Regions from separate parts of the Mus musculus genome. Here regions 2 and 3 are each linked to region 1. Evidence: chromatin loops called from intact Hi-C (ENCODE). Cell type or tissue: left cerebral cortex. All regions are shown on one strand.

The links. Hi-C counts contacts between places; a loop is a spot of excess contacts. Peaks named below come from ENCODE experiments on the same cell type or tissue, not always from the same donor. Only the 100,000 strongest peaks of a DNase experiment are listed, where the experiment ranks them.
Region 2: it touches region 1 in a loop (2.6-fold over the local background); 4 of 42 quality-filtered maps call a loop at or near these places.
Region 3: it touches region 1 in a loop (2.1-fold over the local background); 2 of 42 quality-filtered maps call a loop at or near these places.

What each region holds. Positions count from the first base shown.
Region 1 is chr16:44,059,325-44,067,324 of GRCm38, reverse strand. It overlaps a transcript of Gramd1c not described here. Among named protein-coding and RNA genes, the nearest start is that of Gramd1c, 21 kb to the right of the region's middle. In left cerebral cortex, a CTCF peak has its summit at 3,877; DNase peaks (open chromatin) are centred at 3,984, 4,136 and 6,488; H3K4me3 peaks cover 895 bases; H3K27ac peaks cover 668 bases.
Region 2 is chr16:43,536,035-43,544,034 of GRCm38, reverse strand. The region is part of intron 5 of Zbtb20 (zinc finger and BTB domain containing 20); the gene reads right to left. Among named protein-coding and RNA genes, the nearest start is that of Mir568, 100 kb to the left of the region's middle. In left cerebral cortex, a CTCF peak has its summit at 3,770 (motif pointing left); DNase peaks (open chromatin) are centred at 3,737 and 4,036; H3K27ac peaks cover 2,445 bases.
Region 3 is chr16:43,974,080-43,982,079 of GRCm38, reverse strand. It overlaps Zdhhc23 (zinc finger, DHHC domain containing 23), which reads left to right and starts at 2,271. Exons shown (of 5, transcript NM_001007460.2): 1 at 2,271-2,621; 2 at 2,904-3,172; 3 at 7,914-8,000. The coding sequence starts at 3,030. Gramd1c (GRAM domain containing 1C) reads left to right here. Exons shown (of 17, transcript NM_001359085.1): 17 at 1-1,730. The coding sequence ends at 22. Gm46552 (a long non-coding RNA gene) reads right to left here and starts at 2,207. Exons shown (of 2, transcript XR_001781930.1): 1 at 1,842-2,207. In left cerebral cortex, no CTCF peak of the experiment used is centred here; DNase peaks (open chromatin) are centred at 2,391, 2,532, 2,707, 3,086 and 1 more place; H3K4me3 peaks cover 2,070 bases; H3K27ac peaks cover 1,331 bases.

The DNA of each region.
Region 1 (8,000 bases):
CTCAGGCTTTCCCCGTACTCCGTTTGAGACTTGGCTTTCTCCGTTTTATGAATCCTCTTCTACATGCTTCAAAGCTTACAAAATTTCCTCGCGTTTGCCTTCTTTCTCGTCCTTTCTGTCTGTGTACAATTCTTCTTTAGTTTTGGTTAGGAATAAAATTAAACGATGTACAGATATGCTTTTTAAAAAGATGTATTTTTATGTATGTGAATGTTTTGCCTACATGTGTGCATATGCACCACATGTGTGCCTGGTGCCCATGGAGGCCAAAAGAGGGTGTTAGACTAGGATCAGAGACCGTTGTAACTACTGGATGGGTACACTTAAGCCCTGAGCTATCCCACCCCGTGTATTTACTCACTTTTATGCAGTAACAAGACTAGTAATATGAGATTCAAAATTATTAGTGGCATTTCTTGAGAATTTTGGATGGAAGCTAATCAGACTGACTGTTAAGGATTTTTGAAGGTAGGTGTGGTGGCACACACACTTGTAATCTCAAACACTTGGGAGTTGAGGCAATAAAATTTCTAGGAGTTCTGGGCTATCCTGGACTATTTAATGACACCCTGTCTCATAAGATTAAAAACAAGACAAAACACGACAGTGCAAAGCTTCTAAATTCCTTAAAACTCTTCACGAGATGAAACGTAAATTAGAGAACTATACTTCAGGGAACTTTCACTTAGTAAAGAGTAAATTTAAAACATGTAGTGAGATGCCAAAACTTTCAAATTCAGACTCCATTTTGGAGAACCTGACCTAAGTTTGAACTCTGGTAAACTAAGAGGCTGGTACCGAGCATTAGTTTCCAAGTTGCCCCCAACAAAACCGGAACCTAACTCCTGTCTTTATGCTAAGCCCCAAGAATACCAGTCTTTCTCTCTCTCTCTCTCTCTCTCTCTCTCTCTCTCTCTCTCTCTCTCTCTCCCTCCCTCTCTCTCTCTCTCTCTCTCTCTCTCTCCCTCTCTCTCTCTCTCTCTCTCTCTTTGAGACAGAGTTTCTCTGTGTAGCCCTGGCTGTTCTGGAACTCACTTTGTAGACCAGGCTGGCCTCGAACTCAGAAATCCACCTGCCTCTGCCTCCTGAGTGCTGGGATTAAAGGTGTGCGCCACCACTGCCCGGCTTACCAGTGTCTCCAGGTTATTCTCCCAGCAAACCTGCACCCCCAGGTTACAAGCCCAGCCCTGACCACCAATGCAGAGGGGAGCAGAAGTTAAGTTTATGATACGATTCCCAGCTCCAACCAATCATGTTAAAGGCCACAGGAGCTTTCCAATTAGATGCTTGAACACGTATTCCTTGTTGTTGCTTACTATAAAGTCTTACCCCAACAGACATTCGGGACTCCCCCATCACCAAAACTACTGCCCTTCATGATGGTAGTGCGTTGGGGGTGGGGGTGGGGAAGCTAGCTCGAATAGAATAAAGACCCTACCGTGAGTTACATCAGATCGGCTCCTGTGTGAGTTTTGGGGGATCACTAACATTTCCCTGGCACAACAGTAGAATAGCAGCCTGGCCCAATGGGTCTCTATGGGACAGGATACATAAGAGGTCCTAGGATTGTGTTTGGTCCTGGCAGTGCACATATACTCTTTCAACTCCTATTTTTATCACCACTCTCCAGCTTCCAACCCCCAGCCTCTTTCCTAAGTGTTCTATGGGATTCCAGGTGAGACATGAACTGAATTCTAAGTTCTCTGTATTTTCTGTGAAAATTCTCTAAACTTCCACGGCCTCCTGCCTTTCCTCTGAGGATCTTGTTCTCTCTGCAGCCCACTCAGGTTGTTTTGGTTTTTTTCTCCAGTGTCACCAGAAGTAGCTGTGGTCCTGTCCCTGTTAGTGACCCAGTGCAGACCGACCCCGGTAGAATGCAGTGTGAACAGATGCAGCTTCCAAGGTTAGGTCATAGAAAGCATTGTACTTTCCGTCTAGGTCTCTTGGATCATACATTCTGAGGAAAGGCTCGGCCTCAGCATGAGGACTCAAGCTGTCCTGTGGAGAAGCCCTAGCAGAGAGGAACCGAGGCCCCAGACCAAGAGCCAGTGCCAGGCTGGCAGCCCTGTGAGTGAGACTCTCTGAAAGTGGATCCTCCCGGCTCAGGATCAGCCTCAGCCAGGTGGTTCAATGGCTTGGAGCTGCCTATAATCACCTAGCGCAGTCTTGTGAAAGATCGACCATGAGCCAGAGCTTTCCACCTGTGCTGTTTCCATATCTCGGAGCCATGGAAATCACAAGAGATAGTGAATACCTATTCTCACACTCTGATACTAAGGTTCGGAGTGAACTGTCATGCAGTGATGGTCACCCAAGTGCCACCAAAGCCAGGGACAGGGCAGGTCTCTTTCTTTCCTTCATTCTTTCTTTAAATCCCAGCTTGGAAATTCATGACTGAGAACTGTACCTGAGGCTTCTAATAGAAGTATTAGACCCTTCCACCAGCTCACAGTTCATGTTCCTCTTTTTCTTTTTCTTTTTTTGAGGGATGCTGGTTTTGAGGCCTCAAACTCATTATGTAGCAAGGTCCAGTGGAGGGTAGCCTTGAACTCCCAATCTTGCTCCCCTCACCTCCTTAGTGCCATGATTGCTGGCACATGCCTCCCTTCCTGCCTGAGGTTTCTTTTCCTATTGAAGAACTCTGGTCCTTGCTTATCATCTCCTTTCTCTTTGCTACTGTCTTACTCTTTCAGTAATTCTTGTTTCAATTCCAAGCCTCTGCTTTTCTTACTCTGTGGTCTTAACTTGTTCCTCTAGTCAGTCACCTGCTCTTACACTTAACATTATAACCACAACCTGCTACCACCCCAGCCCTGAGCGCCTTTTCTTCTTCTAATTGGTGGCTTCTATTACCATCCATCCTTCAAGCCTAAGTAGATGTTAACACTGTTCACCCGAACACTTTTCAGTATCCTTACCACTATTTTCCTTAAATGATAATTTTTAGAGGTGTGTGTGTGTGTGTGTGTGTGTGTGTGTGTGTGTGAACGTGAATGCAAGGTTGTGCACTTAAGTGTAGTACTGGTGGAAGCTTGAGTTCCAGGAGACTGTGAGTTGCCTGATGAGGGTTCTGGGAAATGAACGCTGGTCCTCTGCATGGACAGAAAGCACACTGAACACTGAACCCCTGAACCACCTCTCCAAACCCCTCGTATTTTTACTCTAAGGTGCCAATGCTAGAAACCAGGCTGTGCCTCTCCACGGGGCTCTATCTAGTTCTGTTTGTTCTAGTACTTAATTGTGTTTGCGTAGTGAGTTTTATTGGTATAAAAGAGAAACAAAATTTTATCAGATGTTTTGTTTGTTTTGCTTTTTTCTTTTTTTCCCCCTTTTCCCTCGTGAGACAGAGTCTCCCTGTTGCCCAAGTCTGGTCTTGAACTTGAGTGTGGTCAGGCTGATCCCCAAGTCACAGTTTTCCTGCCTCCCTACTTCTTATCGCCTGCCTGTTCTATTAGATTTTATTGTACGTTTTTTAAAAAGATTTATTTATTTATTATATGTAAGTACACTGTAGCTGTCCTCAGACACTCCAGAAGAGAGAGTCAGATCTTGTTATGGATGGTTGTGAGCCACCATGTGGTTGCTGGGATTTGAACTCCTGACCTTCGGAAGAGCAGTCGAGTGCTCTTACCCACTGAGCCATCTCATCAGCCCTTTATTGTACATTTTAATGAGGTCTAGTACATTCATATTAGAGAACAACCATCCTATCTGCAGAACACTATCTTCTTCTGCCCAAACTGAAATTCTAGGCCCATCAAAGAATAACAAACCCTCTGCTTTTCAAGGCTCATCACTGATCCCAGGGTGGTTAACGCCCTGGCTCACAAATTAGCCTTTAAGGACTTCGCCAAAGGCAATAGTCATTAATTGCCGCCAGAGGACGCAAAGCGCTCGGCCTGATCTGGAGGTGGGGAGTCCGAGGGCCGCAGCCAGGACCGCGCGTCGGGCACGCGCCTGTCCGGCCCTCTCCCACCCGGGAGCTCTCAGGGACGCGCGTGCGGGGTGTCGCGGGAGGGTGCGGCGATGGAGGGCGCTCTCACGGCGCGCCAGGTAAGCAGCCTCGAGGGGCTGGCTCCCGAGAGGTGGCTTCGCCTGCAGTTTCCTCTGCACGGTTGTTTGAACCCGCTCCGATTATGATAATTAATTCCTCCCTTCCCTTTCCTCTGTACTCTTTGGCGTAATTCGAAAAGTTGTTACCAAGGAAACGGTTTCCTGTGTCTCCCGCGAGCCTGTTCCTGGCTAGGCGACGGAGTGTTAAGTGCTTGAATTTGGTCCCTGAGTTCAGATATCTCAGCCCCAGACCCCAGTGAGTCTGGTTCCATTGTGATTTTTGACTTGGTATTCCTCTTGCCAGCCTTTCCGTCGTTGGTTAGCAGGGCTCACAAAGTTTAAGTCTCAATCAAGTTTTTGGTTTCAACTAGTTTTGTCGTTTGTTTATTATTATCCTATCTGACAAATGGGTAAGTTGGTTATTAGCTTTAGGGTGAAAGCCTTTCATTGCGGGCTTACTCGTGTTTCTCAACAGTTATCCTCACTGTATTACAGTGCTTGTGTGTAGATATTTTTCTTTCAGAGAAGTATTTTAGTGTAGTGAAGGGTATAGTTCAAAAAAACTGTTGGAGGAATAAATGAATGAATGCATTATTTCAATTGACTGACAAACCATTACTATGAGATAGGATACTGGTGAACTCTGTACAACAACTGTCAGGCAGGGTTGGACCTAACAGCCAAAGTAAGGAGTGTGTGTGTGTGTGTGTGTGTGGGGGGGTATCCCTTCTGTGGAATACAGCTAACATAGAACTGATAGTGCCATGCTCAAACCGTAAGAGTGTGAAATGATATGTCTATTGCTGACATAATTGAGGTCTCTGGGGGAGAGCAGGGAAGGCCTTCCCAGAGCAAGGTGAAGAGCCTCCTGGGGCTGGTAGATCAGGTTAGCCTGGCTGGTCAACAGGCCAAGGAGCCCAGGGTTCTGCTTGTCTTCACTGTCCCAAAGCTGAGATAACAAACATGCCAGGATGCTGAGCCTCTGTGTGTGTGTGTGTGTGTGTGTGTGTGTGTGTGTGTGTGTGTTGGGGAGGATCTGGGGGTGAATTCTGGTCCTCATGCTTGATGTCTTACCTACTATGCTAGCTCCCCATTTTATTTAATTGGATTTTAACTTAAGGACCCTGTGCTCCCTCTGAGACCTGAACCCCGAAATTCGTGAGGAAAAGTGAAATTTTCATTGAAAACCTTGCTCAAGAGCTCAGTTGTATTTTGATAAACAAAGCCCTGTGCACTACAGGTATATCTAGAACTCTGAAGAGGATCCGAAGCGCCTGGCAGGCCTTGTCTTATGGCTTTAGTGTATATGGACATATGTGTGGCCTTGCTTCATGCTCCGGGTATCAGTGAAACTGTTCATTCTACAGGAACAACTTCTCAGGCTATGATCCAAGCATCTATAAAATGTATGGGTGCAGCTGGTTGTTAGCCAGGACATTTCACTGCTAGTGTTAAGAGGACTTCCCGAAGTTTCGGCCCGTTGTGCAAACCCTTCGGGCCTGCTCTATACCAGGGTTGTCTGGTTAAGGGGGGAAGCAGTAGTCCTCTGCAGAACTCCAGCACGGGGAGCAGTATGGCTTGATGCTGTCCAGAAAATGTCCAAACGCCTGTTGCTGCGTTGCACGCTCAGTCAAACCCACGTTGCTTTAGGTTCAAGAGAGGAATAACCTTTTTCCAGGACTGTGGCCTCTGTGTCAGCAAAGAGGGCAGGGAAGGCCGCACACGCACGCCCTCATGCAACAGTTGCATCACGAAGTCTAGATTTGGCTCAGTTGAGCTCTTGTCGGTAACGTTTGCACTTGACAGTGCCATGTCACCTTGACAGGATCTAAACTATCAGAGAGGCAAGCCGCTGGACCTGCCTGTGAAGGGCAGACAGAGGAGACACACCTAAACGTGGGCAGTAACATTTCGCGGGCCTAGGTGACCATGAATAATTTAAATAAGGTACCATTCATTTATTCATTCATTTATGGAGAGCTCGAACGTGTGTGTGTGTGTGTGTGTGTGTGTGTGTGCCATGTCGCATGTGTTGAAGTGAGAGGACAGCCTGCGAGGTTGGTTTTCTCCATTCACCTCATGGGCTCTGGGTATTGACCTGAAGTCTTCAGGCTTAGCAACTAAATGTCCTCACCTGCTGAACTATTCACCAACCTAGGGCAGTGATGTTGATGGCCAAGGTCGAAGTGAAGCAAGCCCAGCAACCCTTGTTGTTTGTTCTGTGTAAATAACTCCCCAGAGACCATGAGCGGTAACCGTGCTGATGGGAGCCATGGGGATTTGCTAGTGGATGTATCTCCAGCAAGCGTTGAAGTTAATTCATTAGCTATGTGACAGAGACACGAAAGTCAACTTTTTTCATGAAGTTATTTTCATGACGGAGCTGAAGAGATGGCTCAGTGGTTAGGGGCACTCGTTGTTCTTACGGAGGACTGGTGTTCAATTCCCAGCCCCCGCATGGTGACTCACGACTATCTGTGACTCAGTTCCAGGACATCTGAGGACAGCAGGCATGCGCACAGTGCACAGACACACATGTCGGCAAAGCACCATACGCATCAAACAAACAAACAAACAAACACGTAAGAAATTGGAGAAACGATCTGAAGATTTGGGAGAAGAGGGAATCCTTATAAAAATTAATAAATACTGTATTTCTAACTGGGTCAAATTATAGACTTTTGTTTGTTCCTCCCCCCGCCCCCGTGTCCAGGTTTGTCGATCCCTCCTTTGGTGGGTGTCCTTCTCTGTACCCTAGCATGGTTTGTGAATCTTTCCCTCCAGAGAGCCACAAATCAGTGTCACCAGGGTTGGCACCTTCCATGGTTACTTCATAGGATTTAAGAGCCCGGGCTTAAATTGGGTAGACTTAACACATTTGATCTACTGCCTGGTGCCCTCGGTGCTTTTCCTTGTAACCCCAAGGAATGGCCTTGCTATGAAGAAGGCTAAGGAACAGCAATAGTAATGATGTTCATGGAGCCCGGTGCGTCATGATCTCTTATAATGCCTGCTGTCCATCATCCTCCCCATCTTCCTTCCAAATACGGGCATTGCAGATACTTCTCCACAGTGGCCATACTCTCATTACATTGCTTTTTTTTTTTTTAACGTCTTTTTTTTTCCCTTCTCGCTCAAGCCCTGCTTGCTCCAGCCCCAAGATTTATTTATTTATTATATGTAAGTACACTGTAGCTGCCTTCAGACATTCCAGAAGAGGGCATCAGATTCCATTACAGATGGTTGTGAGCTGCCATGTGGTTGCTGGGATTTGAACTCAGGACCTTTGGAAGAGCAGTCAGTGTTCTTTAACCACCGAGCCATCTCTCCAGCCCCCTATTTTTTGTATTTCTAGTACCAGCAACTACCTAGCAAATGGTAGTGGTTGGAAGATGTTTGCTGCGTGTATACATGACAAATGGGAGGAAGCAAAGACATTCGTTCCTGTCTTTTGTGAGCATATATGTGTTTGTGGTGTATGAATATGTGTACGGGTCAATGTGGGGTATCTTGTCAGTCACCCCACCTTATATTTTGATAAAGGTCTCTGTTGAACATAGAGCTCACCAATTCAACAAGATTTACTTGCCATTGAGCCTCAGTAGTCCACCTGTTGCATCACCATCTGCACTAGACTCATGCCCAACTTATATGTGGATGCTGGGGTGGGGTGGGGTGGGGCGTTTAAGTCTGGGTCCTCAGTCCTGTTCAGGAAGCACTTTGCCAACGGAGTCATCTCTCCAGCCACTAATTTCCATCTTCTAAGTGTTCAAATATTTTTTCTTTAGAAGTTAATTTATTGGACTGGCAGGATGGGTTAGTGGTGCCTACCCCTAAACCTGACCACGGGAGTTCGATCCTCGGGGCGCACATGACGGACACACACAAATAAATAATTTAAGGTGTTTATAAAAAGAAAGCTTAAAAATGAAATTTAAAAGTAATTT
Region 2 (8,000 bases), 520 kb after region 1:
AGAACTCTGTGGAGCAACTTAAAATTCACATAAATATTCCCTCAGAAGCACACCTCTCAGAGAGTGTCTACCAGTGGCCAATGGATGAGAAAGTTAATAGACTTTGATATCATTAAGAAAAGAGAATCTATCTTTGAGAAATGCTTTTATTTGTTAAGAACGTGTCCATATAAGGGCTTACATTCCTTCGACACCAATGTGATGACAGGACTGCAGAAATGGTCTGGGGACGTGTCATTACTAAACTCAGAAAAGCCATGCCACTGCTTAACTGATCAGCATCAAAGAAGAAAGATAGTGCAGGGAAAACATCAGAGCTGACTGCATCCCTGCAGCATCCCTGAGAACGTGATAAACAGGCATGCTGAGGGCTGGAACCCAGCACACACTATGACCAGGAGCTTTGGGCTCTGCCTCTAGAGCTCTATATGAACCACATGTGCAGAGTGCAAGGAATTCATGGTACTGGCCAGTTCCAAATGCCCTCAACTGTGCAGTGAAGGGCTCCTTTCAAATAGTCAGTTCCAGTTTTGTGAAAGTTGTCTGGATGGTTTACTTGGTTACAAGATGGATTTAATGTGGTTACCACCACAGATTTAGTTCCTAAGCAAATCATATGGCTCAGTATAATATTTTCTACTGAGTACCTTCTCAATAAATATTTATTCAGTGAGTAAATGTCTTGGGATACAGAAAAAAAAATTCATTTCATAGTCACAGGTTTTAATTTAAATTAAAATGAATAGCTGCCAAAAAAGAACACTGGGTATCAGTATTAAGGTGTCTGAGCCCATGAGCAAAATAATTCAAGACATGACTCTCACTCATGTTGAGGTTGTGGTATTGCTAAAAGCAGCTATGCCACAAGACAAGACAATGACCATTTGGTATTTTTCACATCAGGAGAGAGTGCTCCTCCTAGCATCCTCTTTCAAAAAGACATAATTAATCACCAGCAAACTCCCTGAGTTTATTAAGATTATATTACCAGTCCATCAAATGCTCACAGCATCTAGCTGGGGTATGAAAATGACAGATTCATTTTCTTCATTCTTCACATGGGAAAACAGAAATTTACCTCTATCGCAGTCACCCCAACTCTTTTGAGAGGTGGGAAACAATTAAGTCAACAAGTACTATAGCTTGATCCACTATGTCTTTGTAAAACATTGGCATATACTTTGCTAATGTGTGGGGCGCCCAGTGGTTAAAGCGTCAATAAAAGCTCCATGGATTTTGCTTCAGATAATCATGAGCAAAGGAACGTATAAACCTATAGAGATGCTCAACACCACCAGCTACCTCGCTAACATGGTCAGACAGACCTTAACTAGAATTCCTTAGCAGTACCTTAAAAATACTGAACAGGACTAGAACCTGGAAGATTTTTGGCATCTTCAATTGCTTTTAACACCTGGGGCTTTGGTTTGGCTTTGGGGTGTACTGTTTTCTCTTTTTTTCCTTGTCTAGAATCTGGCCACGGCAAGCATGCACTGCTGACAGAGCTCCCTCACTGCCTATAGAACAGAGTACTGCCTCTCGCATCTCCTGGTCAGCAGTGACTGGTAAGCACCAGTGTTTTATTTTAGTAGCCTGGACGGAGTTCCAGGGGCAGCTGTCCTCACTGCACACAATCAGGTCCTCTTTTCAGGGGGTTATAAGTCAACCATCAAAATACCAAAATATGCTTTGGTTTGAAACTTGGTGTACAGAGACTCAAGCCTAGGAATGACTGTGGTTTACTTCCAAATTTAAGAAAATATTGAATTTTGTAGGTTATTTATTTACTGTTTTCAAATATGTTTGAAGAGTCGTTTAAACTTTCCATAGGAAAGTGTACAAAAAAAGGCATGCCACTTTATTACCTTTGGCCATTCATTTTGAATTTCAGCACATCAATGGAAGAACTAAATGATGGAGCAAACATTTATTTATTTTATTTTCTTACCAAATACAGATGTTCTGTCCACTTGGGTCCTCATCAGTGCTCAGAATGTTGGTGTGTTGTAACATAATGAAATAAAGGCGCTAACGTCTTTGTTTTGTTCTTTTCAGTGGTGTGCAGAATGGAGTAATGAGTTCGTGTTTTGGGTCCTGTATAACTCAAGAACTCATTTCAACTTAAATAAATTAAGTAAGCAATTAGTTCATAATATGGCCTAATCACCTCTGGTATTTTGAAACAAACAAAAACACAAAAATGGCTGTTGTACATTTGCACTTAATTACTTCCATATAAAATACTCCTGTGGATTTCATTACAGGTGACACAAATTTTGGATGTAAGCTTTGTTTGTGATAGGAAGTCTGGACTATTGTTGTATAGATTCCCATGAAGATTCTGTATCCTTCCCTTCTCTTTTCCTACAGAGAGTCAGCCTATCCAGCACATTCTTACCCTCCTAATTGGCAAAAGAAAGGCCTTTAAAGACCCTGGAGAATAGGCTATGTTCTACATTGGCTCAAAGGATGTGAAAGAGCACTGAGAGGTATGTATCATTCCTAGAACTTCTGCAACATTTCATTCTGCACTTGGAGGCAGAACACTCTCACCCGTGGACATGTCTACTTGGGATGTCCTTGGCCATCAGGACAGCCTTATGGAAATGTATCTGAGAAAAAGACCCAACAGAGCAAATAACTTTGCTCTGTCTCTAATGTAAATGGGGAAACCTTGTAGTAACAGTGTAACTGTGAGTTCTAGCCTTAAAGGGATTTTCTTGGCTTGGATTTTTTTCCTACCCTCTCCTTCAGATACATATGATCGAAGTATATGTAAAAGACCAGTGGTGCAAACTCAAAGTACTGCATGTGATCTTGGGTTACTTTCCCATCATGCAATGTGTGTAGCGGCACTGGGACTGAACCCAGTGAGTCGATGATTAAAAAAAACGAAAAGCAGACTACGGAACATTGTTGGTGGGATTTACAAACCATATCCTCTGTTTCATAAGTAGGTATAAAGAACCCCAAAATTGGTTCTAAACTTCTAGGCTAATCTGATCTATCGGCCAAAGGATCAGCTTTCACTGGTGAGAACCCAGGTCGTCTCCTTGGCATGAGCTCACCGCCAGGTCAGCCAGAGAGCTTACAGTTTTTCAGGTGATGTTAGATGTCACCATGCAATACTAGCACTCTGGATTTCAATACAGAAAATCCAAGTTCAACTAAACTTTTTCCTGTTATGACAGTTTTATGAATGTCACTCCTTTTAGAACTTAGGCCAACATCTTCTTCTGATGTTTGGTTTGGACGAGCTTCTTCTGTAGCTTGGAGTCATGCAAATCCTTCAGCCGCAGCCTTGCAATGCTCGCCAGCTGTGGACATCCCTCAACTAAGTATGTCTTCCACACAATGGATACTCAGGAAACATCTTTTGCGGAATGGAACTAGCTTTGCTGTAAGGGAAAATGGAGTATGCAACAGAGGTCTAAATGAACTTGAAGGAAGACTAATAGATCTTGAGTGTGTGTTTGTAAAAAAAAACAGGCATGTAAAACAAGTGGGTTTTGATATAGCTTCCCAAGGGAAGTAGTAGAAGTTTCATTACTCAGGGCATTTTAAACTAGAATAGACAAAACACTAGAGGGATATGTTGAAATATGCGTAGTCTGTCTGTGAATTAGTGTTTACTTTCAATATAATTATAAGTGAAGCAACACTGCAATGGGAATTTTTCATACACATGAAAGCTATGGCTACTATGTTTCCACGTCGACCATATGTTGCACATATTGGTTGGAGTGGCTGTGTATCCCTACTGCCCTCTAGTGGATAACATGTAAGGCCTACCTGATTAGCTGATCTAAGGAGCTACTGCAGTTTGGGGGTATATCAATCCTTAATCATTTAGGGTAGAAAGAAAATAGCTGTGTTGATGCATTTTCCATCAAATTATAAAATTGAAGGGCATTAAAAACAACAGAGTCTAACTCTGTAATTAAGACTGCCATTTAATGTTTGTTCGCACACGGTATTCATTTCTGTGTGTCCCTGCCAAAGACCCATTGTGTAATGTTGTCCTCACATGACATTAAAAACACCAGTTCCCTGGAAAATGTGAAAAAGCAACTGTGCTGCCTTGAAATACATGGGGCTTACTTTTGGAAACAGAAAATTAATACGGATGCAGGAAGATAACTTGGAACACAAATAATGGCTCGAAGAAACTTGAAAATCAGTCCTGCTCCTTAAATTCGAGCAAGCCCATCGGTCGGCGGCGCTGGATGGGGGTGTTGGCTGTTACTCAGAAGTGGGCTGGCAGACCGGCTTCAGCACAGGGACCCTGCTCGGAGGGAAGGCTGAGTAAACATGCTTTCAGAGTACTGGGGCAGGAAAGGGAAATCCAAACCCACGCTTGGTACTTCAGCCTGCACTTAAGGCTCTCACATTTGGGGGTTTGTATGGCACAGAATCCAGAGGCCTCACCTCCAGTGACGAGGGAGTCAGACATGCAGAGTCATTTAGCATTTTGTCATTATGACACAGGGTGGATGGGAAGGCAGTTCTCTTTGTATCTTATTAATATTTTCCCCCAAATGATTTACAGTCTAGTCACTATTTTTAGCCCCATATTTAACATGTTAAAGAAGTCTCCCAAAATCCTAAGAGAAAACAAACAACCGATAAACCGGGCAGAACGAATACGATCCACACGACAAGGTGCACATCCTGTGCCTCCTGAATGCTGCAAACCATTGGCTCTTTCCACAAATATGCAGAAAGAAATGGTCGAAATGGACTGACTCTTTAAATGTCAGGAATTATTAGAAGCTGGTGATGTGTGAGTGGCTGCACATCTCAGGGGAGAGCATCTACCCAGGCACATACCCGCTGAGCAAGAGACCACCTTCCCAGTCTGTGATTTGGTAAAAAAGCAATGGTTCGGCATATCCAAAGCAGAGACTAAGGATTCCTGGGTCACTGCAAAGAAACCAGGGCCAGCAAGATGACTCAGTCGGTAAAGGTGTCCACTGCCGATCATGACAACCAGAGTTTGACCCCAGAACCTACACAATAGGAGAGAACCAACACCCTACAAGTTTTCCTCTGACTTCCACATGCATACCATGGCTAACATTCACCCACACGCATACACACATGCACGTGTAAGTACACACTCATATACAGTGAATGAATAAATGTAAAAAATCCAAAAGAGAAGAAAACAACAGACTAAGAAAATGGTATAGCACAGCCTAAGATACTATGACCCAATAAGGGTTCTAAGTGCTCTCTCTTCTTCTCAGTCAGATTTCCTGTTCAGTTATTGGTGGCTCTACAGTGAGATGAATGGAAGTCCCATGAGAGCTGAGGGTAAACACTGTTAAGATAACTGATAAGCCTGCGAGCAGGGGGACATTTTGGAGTTCTCCTTGGTGTTCAACGCAGGGAAATCAGTGCTGCATTTTAAATAGGAATCTTCTCTTCATTCTAACTGTAGTCAGGGTGGAACTGTGTGCTGCTACATTCACACAGGCAGCCCATTGGAGCCAAATAGGACTAACTCAGAATAAAAAGGTGTCCCTCCACCTGTGTCCATGGGGTCAGGAGAGAATGCCTGACCAGGAGAATGATGTCTCTTTGACCTTCCTCTATTACTTCTCTGGTGTTTAAAAAAAGTCACAGCCCTCTAGAGAAGAACACCTAGACTTTTGTATGAGAAGAGTCTGTACATTGCAGCCGTGGGATCTCTGGGGCAAGGAGATGGCTCAGGGCATCAACAAGAAAGACAATAAGCAAAAAACATCTTCCAAAGCAAGTCCCATTAGAGCAGATTGCAAATAGATCTTTGTTTTCTACTGGGTTCTGGCTTTTTCTTGGGGTGTGGGTGTGGGGGTTCTGGCTTTCATGGGGTGAAATATCACTGTTAGAGCCTGAAGATGCTTAGCTATGAATGACTCTCCCTTTCTGTCCGGTAGAAGACTGAATGAAAGAACCAGAACAAGGAGGAACAAGCTTCTCACAAGCACAGTGGCCCAGCACCAACTCTCCCTGCGTCAAAGCGTCTCTCACTTGATTGTCAGTGAGACGGCAATCATGCAAAGGGAACCTGATTGCCCGGTACTTACTTTCCAATCAATTTTTACAGTCTCTCAATTTTTCATTTTCATTTTTTATTTTCTTATATCCACACGAAAGTTTACCAAGAGTAGACAGTAAGTTGGAGTCTAGACATTTGCCAGCTCAAGACACATGCTCACCAAATGGTGAAGTCCTCACTCAAAACCCCAGCAACACAAGAGGAGCTCTGTCTGCCCAGCAGCCTTTCAGAGGCATTAAGGGCAAGAGAGAAGGTAAGTAATTCACTATGCGTCCCCATTTCTATAATGGGGAAGGACGTCTTGATACATTTACAATACTCCTCTGGGGATATTTCATCAGTTATACCTAAACTCTAATGGACAATAATTGATTTGAACTTTCCACTTAGCACAGAGCTGTAAACAGCCTCACTGCAGACGGCAGCAATGAGCTGACGGTTTGTAAAGTGGAGAGAGATTCAGAAAAGTTTGTACTGGGTCAAGCTGTAGCCTAACAGCTTTTGTATCCAGGGAAGAAACAGTTTGTCCTCCTGGTTTTAATAGCTAGGCTAATAGAGTTTCAAGCCTGCAGTAGGTCTAGGTTATCTTTTGAAGGCATTCCATCCCAACCCCTCACTATTATGACCGTTTATAACCCAGTCATAAAAATGCACTCCTGATCAAGGCACACATCGGGCCACAGTCGGAACGCAACTCTCTGAATGCTAATTTCTTGGAGAAGAAAAAAATAAGACGTAAAAGTCACTTTAAAACATGTGTGTGTGTGTGTGTGTGTGTGTGTGTGTGTGTGTGTGTGTGTGTGTGTTAAAATCTCGTTGAGTCTGGTAGAATATTGTCTCAGGGAAAATACTTCTGTCTTCTAAAGCCCACCATCTTGCTGACATAGCCTGCTTTTAGCCTTCTTTGTTTTGGCCCAATCTTAGCGTACATTTTTGGAGTGGCTGAGGCCCACTGTACAGTAAGGCATGAACTGAGCCCCTTACTATCCTGAGTGAATGTTCAAGCTGACAAAATTTTGGGGAATCTCAGCTCTTGGAATCTGCTCTCTTCCCACTGGCCATGATAACAGGCTCTAGAAGGTATAGATCTTACTTAGACCTCTCAAACTTCTGCTCAAAACATGACAAGACTTTCCTACTTGTCTGAGTGCTGGGGTTTGGAGGTTTCTTGCAGTGGGTACAAAGCTCATCTGAAAGCTATACTCAAGACAAAAACCCCCCAAAACCCAAAACAACAACAACAACAAAAAACAGATGCTCCTTTGAATAGCTGCTTTTTACCTCCTGAGTATCAAAGATCTATAAACCTGTGGCTTATAGTAGACCTTATGCAGTAATCTGTAAGAGCTTAGAAAAGCCATTTTAGTCTGACATGTGAGGAACACACAACAAGAAAGCAAGAGGTTTCTCTTTATGAACAATTTCTAGTTGATATTACTTACTGTATATGAATTTGAAGTGAAATATGAATTTTCTGGTGACTTAGCTGATAAGACTGCAAGAGCAAAACATTATGCTCTCAATTGCTGTTCCCTTTCTGGAAATCTATAGAGAACATGAAACAACCACATATTTGTGTAACATTTTTTTTCTAGAGTCTAAACCACATTAGAATTAATGTGAATGAATATAACTTGTTCTTCCTAGCCCTGGTCACCAACCATCTCTGCTTCTGGTTCTTGCACTGATTATGTAGATAGCTCTAAGCAAGGAAGGTACTCAGGCCCTCACAGCCTCAGAATTCCTCATTTCTCCTTTGGGGAGAATGATCTCTGGACATCCCTATTTACTTACTGAGAAGGTGATAAAATTATGGCACAAGCCACTGAAAAGAATTGGTAGTACTTATGTTGGGTCAATCTCCTTGACCTTTAACCAATGGCAGAACTGGGAGTGTGTGTCACCCCCTTGGATAGACTCCAATCTAGAAAGGTCATTTTCTATTATTTGGCTGTTG
Region 3 (8,000 bases), 85 kb after region 1:
TGGGGTGGCTGTGGAGAGCTAGTGCTGAAATGTGGAAACCAAAGAGACATCTGGACCTAGAAGGCAACATCTGGAAGGAATCGGAGGATGAAGACTGTCACTGTCATAAGGACATTTCTGATATTTTTATTACCAGGATTTCTACCAGGAAAGCTGTATTTAAATAACATTTACTCAATGACTACTCTCCAATAGCCTTAAGACTCTATCTTTTCACTTCTTATAGATACTTTTAAGCTGTGAATTTCTCCAGTGAACCATGAAATATATTTTGGAATTGAAATTCTGTGACACAAAAGGGGAAGGAAGGCACTGTGGGTAGGATGGCTATTCTTCTATAGTGAGGCTTGCTACTTGATCCTTTAAATTTATGTTAGCACAGAGTCCCTGTGTGCCCAGGGTGGGGGTGGGGGGCTGCGTTTGTAACTGAGTTTAAGAGCCTAAAAAGGTAAGAAGAAACCCCTCAATCATTTATCACCTTAAAGGATCGTTTTCCAAGTGCATACATTCCAGGCTTGTATCTTTAAATTTTACAGTGCCTTCCTTGACTTGGCCTCAAGGCCAATGGTCAGACCTTTTGTATGTCCGAAAGAGTCATTGGCCATGTTGTATCTGAATGAAGGGATATATATGTATATATATACACACATATATACATGTACATATATATACATATGTGTGTGCATATATGTATGTACGTATAAGTACCAAAGGTGAGATTATCCTTTATATATCAAAAAGACTGAACAGTAATTTAGGAGAAGGAAGTATATAGGACATCAATGCTCATAATGAACTACTTTCAGTTTTAGAAGTCGTAAGATTATTATAAAATCTGGGCATTCCATGACAGATCAAATTGAGTCCATGAGTAATGCTTAGATTCAGCTTAGCAACACCCATGATAGAGGTGGCCCATCAGGTAGAAAATAATTAATCACTTTTCAGTAGCAGCTAACTTGTCTTGCTGGCAAATTATAAGCTGGACACAAACTTGCACTCAGCAATAAAGACTGGGGGGCATGCAAGCTGACCGGAGTTGAGAGGCGCAAGCTTGGGCTCTCGGGAAAACCACTCAGGCACTTGTGTCAGCACCAGTGGTTTGTGAAAATAAGGACTTGGCGACTTGACTTGAAATTAGCTGCGTCCCCCGGGATTTAGGAAATGTTCAGGACGTATTTATTGTTTTGTTCTCTAGCTGTCTTTCTAGAACACGCACATATATTTATTTTTATTGAATATCCATTGCCTTTAGTCAATGTTTCCTTTCCCTCAGTGTCACCAAAGCCAAATGTCATTGCTAACAATGTTTTTGAGACGCCTGTAGGGAATAAAAATACTGGCTAAAGGGAAGGGTTTCTCTTCATGAATCCTAACTAATCTCCCTGGGGCAGGGGGCTTCGGAGTAATACCTTCTGTTCTGTTCTGTTCTGTTCTGCTTTGTTTTGTTCTGTTCTGTTCTGTTCTGTTTTGTTTGTGATAAGAACATAGGAAGTCTCTGGCTGTGAGTTTGAGTGACTGGATTAGAAACTTCAGATTGTTAAATTTAGAAAAATGTTAACTGTCAAAGTGAATGCTTTTGTGGTTTCTCTTAAAGCACTTCACCATATACCTCAAAGATTACCAACGTCACTTTGTAGATAAAACACTAAATATGTACGTAGAATTAATGAGATCTTAATCTGTTATGTATGGATTGACTTCAATAAAACCGGAAATGTTTAAGTTGTCGTTTTTTCTTCTGTTTCTGCTTAAAACCAAACCAAAACCTAGAAAGCCTGGGGTAGGGAAAACCTGTACGTAGGCCCATAGTTCTTACAGATTTGTGCTGCAATACAAACCCAGAGGGGACTCTCTTGGGCAATTTCATTGCAAATGTGCAGACTACTGAATCAAAAGTACCACCGAGGCCTGGCTGGAAAGCAGCTCCATCCTCCAGGACTCGCGAGCGAGAACAAGTTGGATAAGCCGGGCTTGGGGTCCACAGCGGGCCTCAAGGGAAGGCGGGCGACTCGTGGGGTGGCACCTCTGAAGGCGGCCAAGGTGCGGATCGAACCCCAACGCCTGTTGCCGGCGCTGGAGGACCGCAGGCGACCGGCGGAACTCTGGCGGCGCGCGAGCGCCGGGGTCCGATCCCGCACCCCGGCGGCACCGCGAGGGCCCCGGCGCAGGTGCGAGGTGGCCCGGCCGGAGCGCGGCGGGGGAGGGGCCTCGTGGGCAGGCGGCGCACGTGCGGGCGGCGGGATCCCGGCGCCGGGGGCGGGGCACCCGGAAGCGCGCGCCGACCTGCGGAGCGGCGACCGGGGGCGACTGGCTCGCTCGGCAGGCGCGCGCACCGGCGGTGCTCACAGGTGGGCGACTCCGCCCGGCACTCCCGAGCCTGCCGTGCGGGGTCGCAGGCTCAGCCGCGCCCAGGGGAGTCGGTCCTCCTCCCGGTCCCCGCCTCTGTCGGGAGGGCAGGTAACTTCCCCGCCAAGGTCATTCTCCAGGCCCGCCCACGCCCTCGGAGCGGCGGGTTCGGAGTGGGCTGGACGGGCGACCTCGGGGCTGCTGGGGCTCCTGGCATCCCCGGGCCGGTGGGTGGTTGCAGCGCCAGGGCGTCGCTGCCTGCACCTGCGAGGGTGAGTTTCCACGGCGCGCAGCCTTGGGGTGGGGACAGCCCGGCCCTTTGAGCCGGCACCCTCAGGTGAACTGGGCCGCCCTAGCTCTGCTGTCCCGGGCCGCGTGGTCGGCTGTCGCCATGGGAACGGCTGGTGCCCAGATGTTGCTAGCCTAGCTGGGAAGGGGAGGGGAAGGTGCTCAGAGCCCCAGAAGTCAAGGAACCCTCCTGTCAGGCCACGCGGAGCCCGAAAAGCCTGATGAAAGCAGGACCCTTCCCCCCTTTTCATTTTTTTATTGCTCAGGCGTTGGCGTTAATGAGAAGCAAGGATGTGTTTACAGGATGTGAGTTGAGTTCTTGCCACCTTTACCTTCTGTGAGCTTCTTATGCCTCATGGTGACAGGTACAAATCCGTACACTAAAGGGCAATATGAAGCCAGTCAAAAAAAAGAAAACCGAAGAACCTGAATTGGAGCCCCTGTGCTGTTGCGAATACATAGATCGAAATGGGGAAAAGAACCACGTGGCTGCCTGTTTGTGTGATTGTCAAGACCTCGATGAAGGCTGTGACAGGTAAGCTTACAGTTTCCAGATGCTGACCCCACTGGTTCTGTTGAGACCTACATATGTATATATATTCCTTCAGGTTTGCCGTCCAGAATGCTGAGGTTTGTTCTTGCTATTCCAAAGGATCTAAAATAGAGGATTGGTTTTTTGCTGTCAGGTGTGAGGATTTTAACAGTTTTCATTTTAAAGGATCATGGAGGATAGTAGGGTAGATTAGATGTATATAAGAACGCAATCCAGCACACACACTGCAAGTTTAAATGGACACTCCAGAAAGTTCTGTATTTTCAGTGATCTTAGTAGGACCCATGCATGGGGTTGTTCTCACGTGGTCACATGAACTTGAAGGGTAAAAGATAGCTTCTCTGTTCTCAGTTCACCCTGTATTTCCAGAGAGAGAGGCCATGTACACCTTGTGGGGAGTGACTGTTTTTCTGTGTGTAGCAACACAGTCCTGGTTGGAATATTGTCTTATCTTTGGCCTTTACTTTTACCACAATCTCAGCGATGGAGATTGCTATCTAAAAAGAGAGTTTTTAACCTCTGTTAAAACCAGTTTGTATCAAGCAGCAATAAACTGCTTTTAGCCATTTTTCTAAATATATATATTTTAAACATCTGCTTATGGAAGGCATAAAGTGATAGGAAGAGGGATGTTGGAGACAAGCTTTTCCCAGAAATTGTCCCTTCTGGCTACACAGTCATGGTGACTGTAGATTGTTAATCAGGCCAAGAACAGCTTTGCATGGGGACCACTGCAGTCTTCTGTCACTCTTGACTGGTAAAGCCCATTACCTCTTTGTTCCTTGTCTCTTTCTATAGTATTTCTTTTTAAATAGGTAGCCTTAAATATAGCTTCTTGAGACTTAGTCTAAAATCCATCCTGAGGAAAATAGAGCACTTTGCACTAAGGAATGGAGAGTGTATGCCAGTTCCATAATGGCCATCATTCAGGAAGGACCATGGCTTTGCCACTAACTTTGCTAACTCTTCCTCTCTCCTAGCCCTTGGGGCCTGAGCTGTCCTGAGTTCTCTCCTCTGCCCTATCTTTTTTCCTGGAGACAGGCTGCCCTGTTCCCACCACTCCTACTACTCTCTGACTCCAGGTGATATCTCCCATTCACTTTAAGGTGTGTCGTGCCTTTAAAAAAAAAGCCTACAGTTATTTTTACCTAAACTACCTTTTCTTTCTCGCCTGTCTTAGTCCACTTAGGCTGCTGCAACAAAATACTTCAGAGTGGGTACATTACAAGTGATGGAAGTGGACTGTCTACGGTTCTAAAGGTGGAGAAACCCAAAGTCCAAGTGCTGGCAGATTTAGTATCTAGTGTGGCCCCTCTTCCTCATGGGTGGTATCTGCTCAGTGTATCCCCACCCAGCAGAATGGATGAAAACCCTGCCTTTCTTGGTCTTCTTTTGTGTGGATGTTAATCTCATCCACAGTGTGTTCTGTTGACCTCACACTTCCCAAGAGCCCCACCTCTGAATAAGATTGCACCGAGAGTTAGGTTTGAACTACATGAATTTTAGCCACTAATATTGGATCATTTGCAGTCTACCTCTGCCCCCTCCAAAGAATGTCTTCACATGAAAAACATACCCCGTACCTCCTAACAACCTCCAATATTTAATCATTCAAATGTCAGCACAGACATCTTAAGTTTCCAGAGTGGTCTGGGTGGCATCGAGTAAATCAGAAATGGGTGAAACTCATGAAGGCCTCTGCATGAAGCTGTGGGCCTGTGACTAACAGGCTGTTGGCAGTAGAGAGGTTAGGAGTGCTTCTTGCTCTTGCAGAGGACCAGGGTTCAATTCCCAACACCCACGTGAATCTACAACTGCCTGTAATTCCAGTCCCAAGGGAGCCAACATGGTCCTCTGACCTCAGTGGGTACGAGGCACACATGTGATACATGGTATATACATGTAGGCAAAACACTGTACACATAAACTAATAAAAAGTAAAGAAGAAATAACAGACTGTGAACTTTCAAAACACAATAGTGGGACATTCTTTGAAAGACATTCCCAGGGTGGGAAAGAGAAATGAGAAAAGGAATGGCACATCCCATACCCACAGGACAAATGACATGTGTGATGCAAATATCCTACCTTCCAGACACAGTGCTGAGCTAGAAGTATGGCTTTGCTCCTACTGTAGCTCTCATGCATTGGAGTCTTGTGGTTGCACAGAGCTTGTGGGTGGCTGGCTCCACCATCCTGGGTCCTGGTCAGTTCTTCCCCTACAGCTTTCCTAGGCATTGCCTGGTGAGGCTCTCTGCAGTGGTCCCATACCCACTGGTACACAAGGCAATGCCCTCATGAGGGCTCTGTGGTACTTCTTGGCCTCAGCCTTGACATTCTTTGGGACATTGTTTGACATCCACGTGGATAGAGTAATGCCTCCACAGCTCTTGTATTTTTTGGGGCTGTAGAACTGGGAGCAAATGATGCCACCCACATTTACCGCTGATGCCCTTGGGAGTAGAGGCCTCAGTAGTTTACATTGCACCTGGGAGTATCTGTGGGACGAGGAATGTGGGGAACAGAGATTTGATGTGGTACTAGGGAGTGGGTCCTGAAGTTTCATGGGCGTTCTGAGCCATTTTCTGTGAAACCATGCTGCCATTGTGTACCTGGCATTGGAGGCTTCTGCCTGGAGCACAGTCACACCCAGAGCTTTAAAGGGTCATCCTCCTGTGGTCTTGGTGCATACCCCAGGGCCCATCCATACTGATCTCAGATGCTCTCCTCCACACAGGCTTGCAGTTACTGTAAAGACAGGTTCAGAGGCCAAGAACTTTCCAAGTCTTCAAGTTATGTTTCCCCTTTGGTTATACATTTTTTTTCTTTAAAGTCAGTGTATGTGTGTTATATGTATTGTGTGTGTTTCTGTGCACACACACATATGTGCTCCTGGTGAAAGTGTTTGATGTCAAGTGACTTTCTGAATCGTTTCTCTGCCTTATTTTTTGAGACAGAGCCTTTCAGTGAGCCTAGAGCTCCTTTATTTTGGCCAGAGTAGCTGACCAGCAAGTTCCTGGAATCCCCCTGTCTATTCCCCTCACTCCCCACAGCACTAGACTCTAAGTGCATATCCCCACGCCTTTTTATTTTATAACGCATGTGCCTGAGTATGCATGTGTGTTCCGTGGCTTTGATGTGTAGGTCAGAGGACAACCTGCCAGTCGGTGGCCCGTGAAGACTGAACACAGGTCGTCAGCCATGGTCACAAGCACCTTTATCCACCGAGTCACCTTGCCAGCTCCATGTCCAAATTTTCACACGAGTACAGAGGATCTGAATTTGTCCCTCTTGCTGTCATGGCAAGTGCTTTGCCAACTGAGCCATCAACCTAGGCCCTAAAGTAGTAGTTGTTGTTACTGTTGTTGTTTTTACTGTTATTATGTTATTGTTTGTATATGTAGTTGTATATAGGCCAGAGATTGTCAGATGTCTTGTGAAATAGATCCCCACCCTAATTTTTGAGTGAGGGTTTCTGGAGCTAGCAAACTGGGCAGGTTGGGTAGCCAGTGAGCTCTGGGGAGCCACTGCTCTCTCCCTAGTGCTGGGGTCACAAATGCTTATTAGCACTGTGCCTACCGTTTTACACGGATGCTGGAAATCTAGACTCTCGGCCTCATGTTTGAACAGCAAGCATCTGCCCACCAGACCTTTTCCCTAGCCCCTCCTTCCTTTACTCCCACTGGAGCCTGCGTCCAGGAGAAACTGTGCAGCCCCCCAACACTTTAGTTAATCCTCTGTTCTATTGCGCCTCAGTCCTACCTCCTAAAGAACACTAGGACCTGAACACAGTTCAACTACCTGCTTCATAAATGGCGTTCTCTGCTATATCTTCATGTGGTGGAAGAGTTTATAGGCTCCTGGGGCCTCTCTTATATAGGCCCTAATCCCATTCATGAAGATTCTCCTGTGATTTGTGACCAAATCACCTCTTACAAGACCACCCTCCGGAAGTCTCTCCATATTGTTTGCTCTGGCCTTGAATTACTGGGCTCAGATATCCTCCTGCCCCAGGCCCTCATGCAACTGTGAATGAAGGTGTGTGCTACCACACCCCACAGCTTCACCTCTTAGTACTTAGGTGTTGAGAATTCTGTTTTAAAATTGGAACACTCAATAGCAGCATGCGTCCCTGCAAAGTCAGCAGACCCCATCCTGTGTAGTCATCAGACTTATTTTAGTTTGCACTTCATTTTTGCTCAGGCAGACTCCTGTCTAGGACAGCCTGGTTCACTCCCAGGGCACAGGACAGGCTTTGAATGCACCTACCTCTCTTCAGTGAAGCACTCCCTTCCATTGCTAAGTGACCATCAAGGTTAAGTACAGCCCACACCCTCCCACTAAGCACCTTTGATGTCTGTCCCCTGAGCTTAAGACCTCCCTGGAAGACCATTACCGCTTACCTAATGCCTTTTGAATTCTCACTGTCAAGATTTTATTTTAAAGATTCATTTGAGTGTACACCACTCAGGTCTAGACATTTGTCCAGAATATGTGTATGTAGCCGTGTATTTAGGAAAGATGGCTGATAGTTAACATTTATAAGCATTGTCTTCCTATTTTAAAAAATGATACATGAATCTGAAAAGCTTGTGTTTAGTACTGTGAGAATAAAACGCTGGCTTTTGCTGTCTTACCATTTCTGCTGCTGTTTGACATTTGGGGCCCTGTAGGTTTTCATTCACCAGATCCACATGAAGCACACTCTGTTCTCTCTGAATAGATGGCTTACCTGTCAATCACTTCGGCCGGAGACTTGCGAAAGAATCACGGATACAATTTCTGACCGCCTCCGAATTCCTTGGCTCAG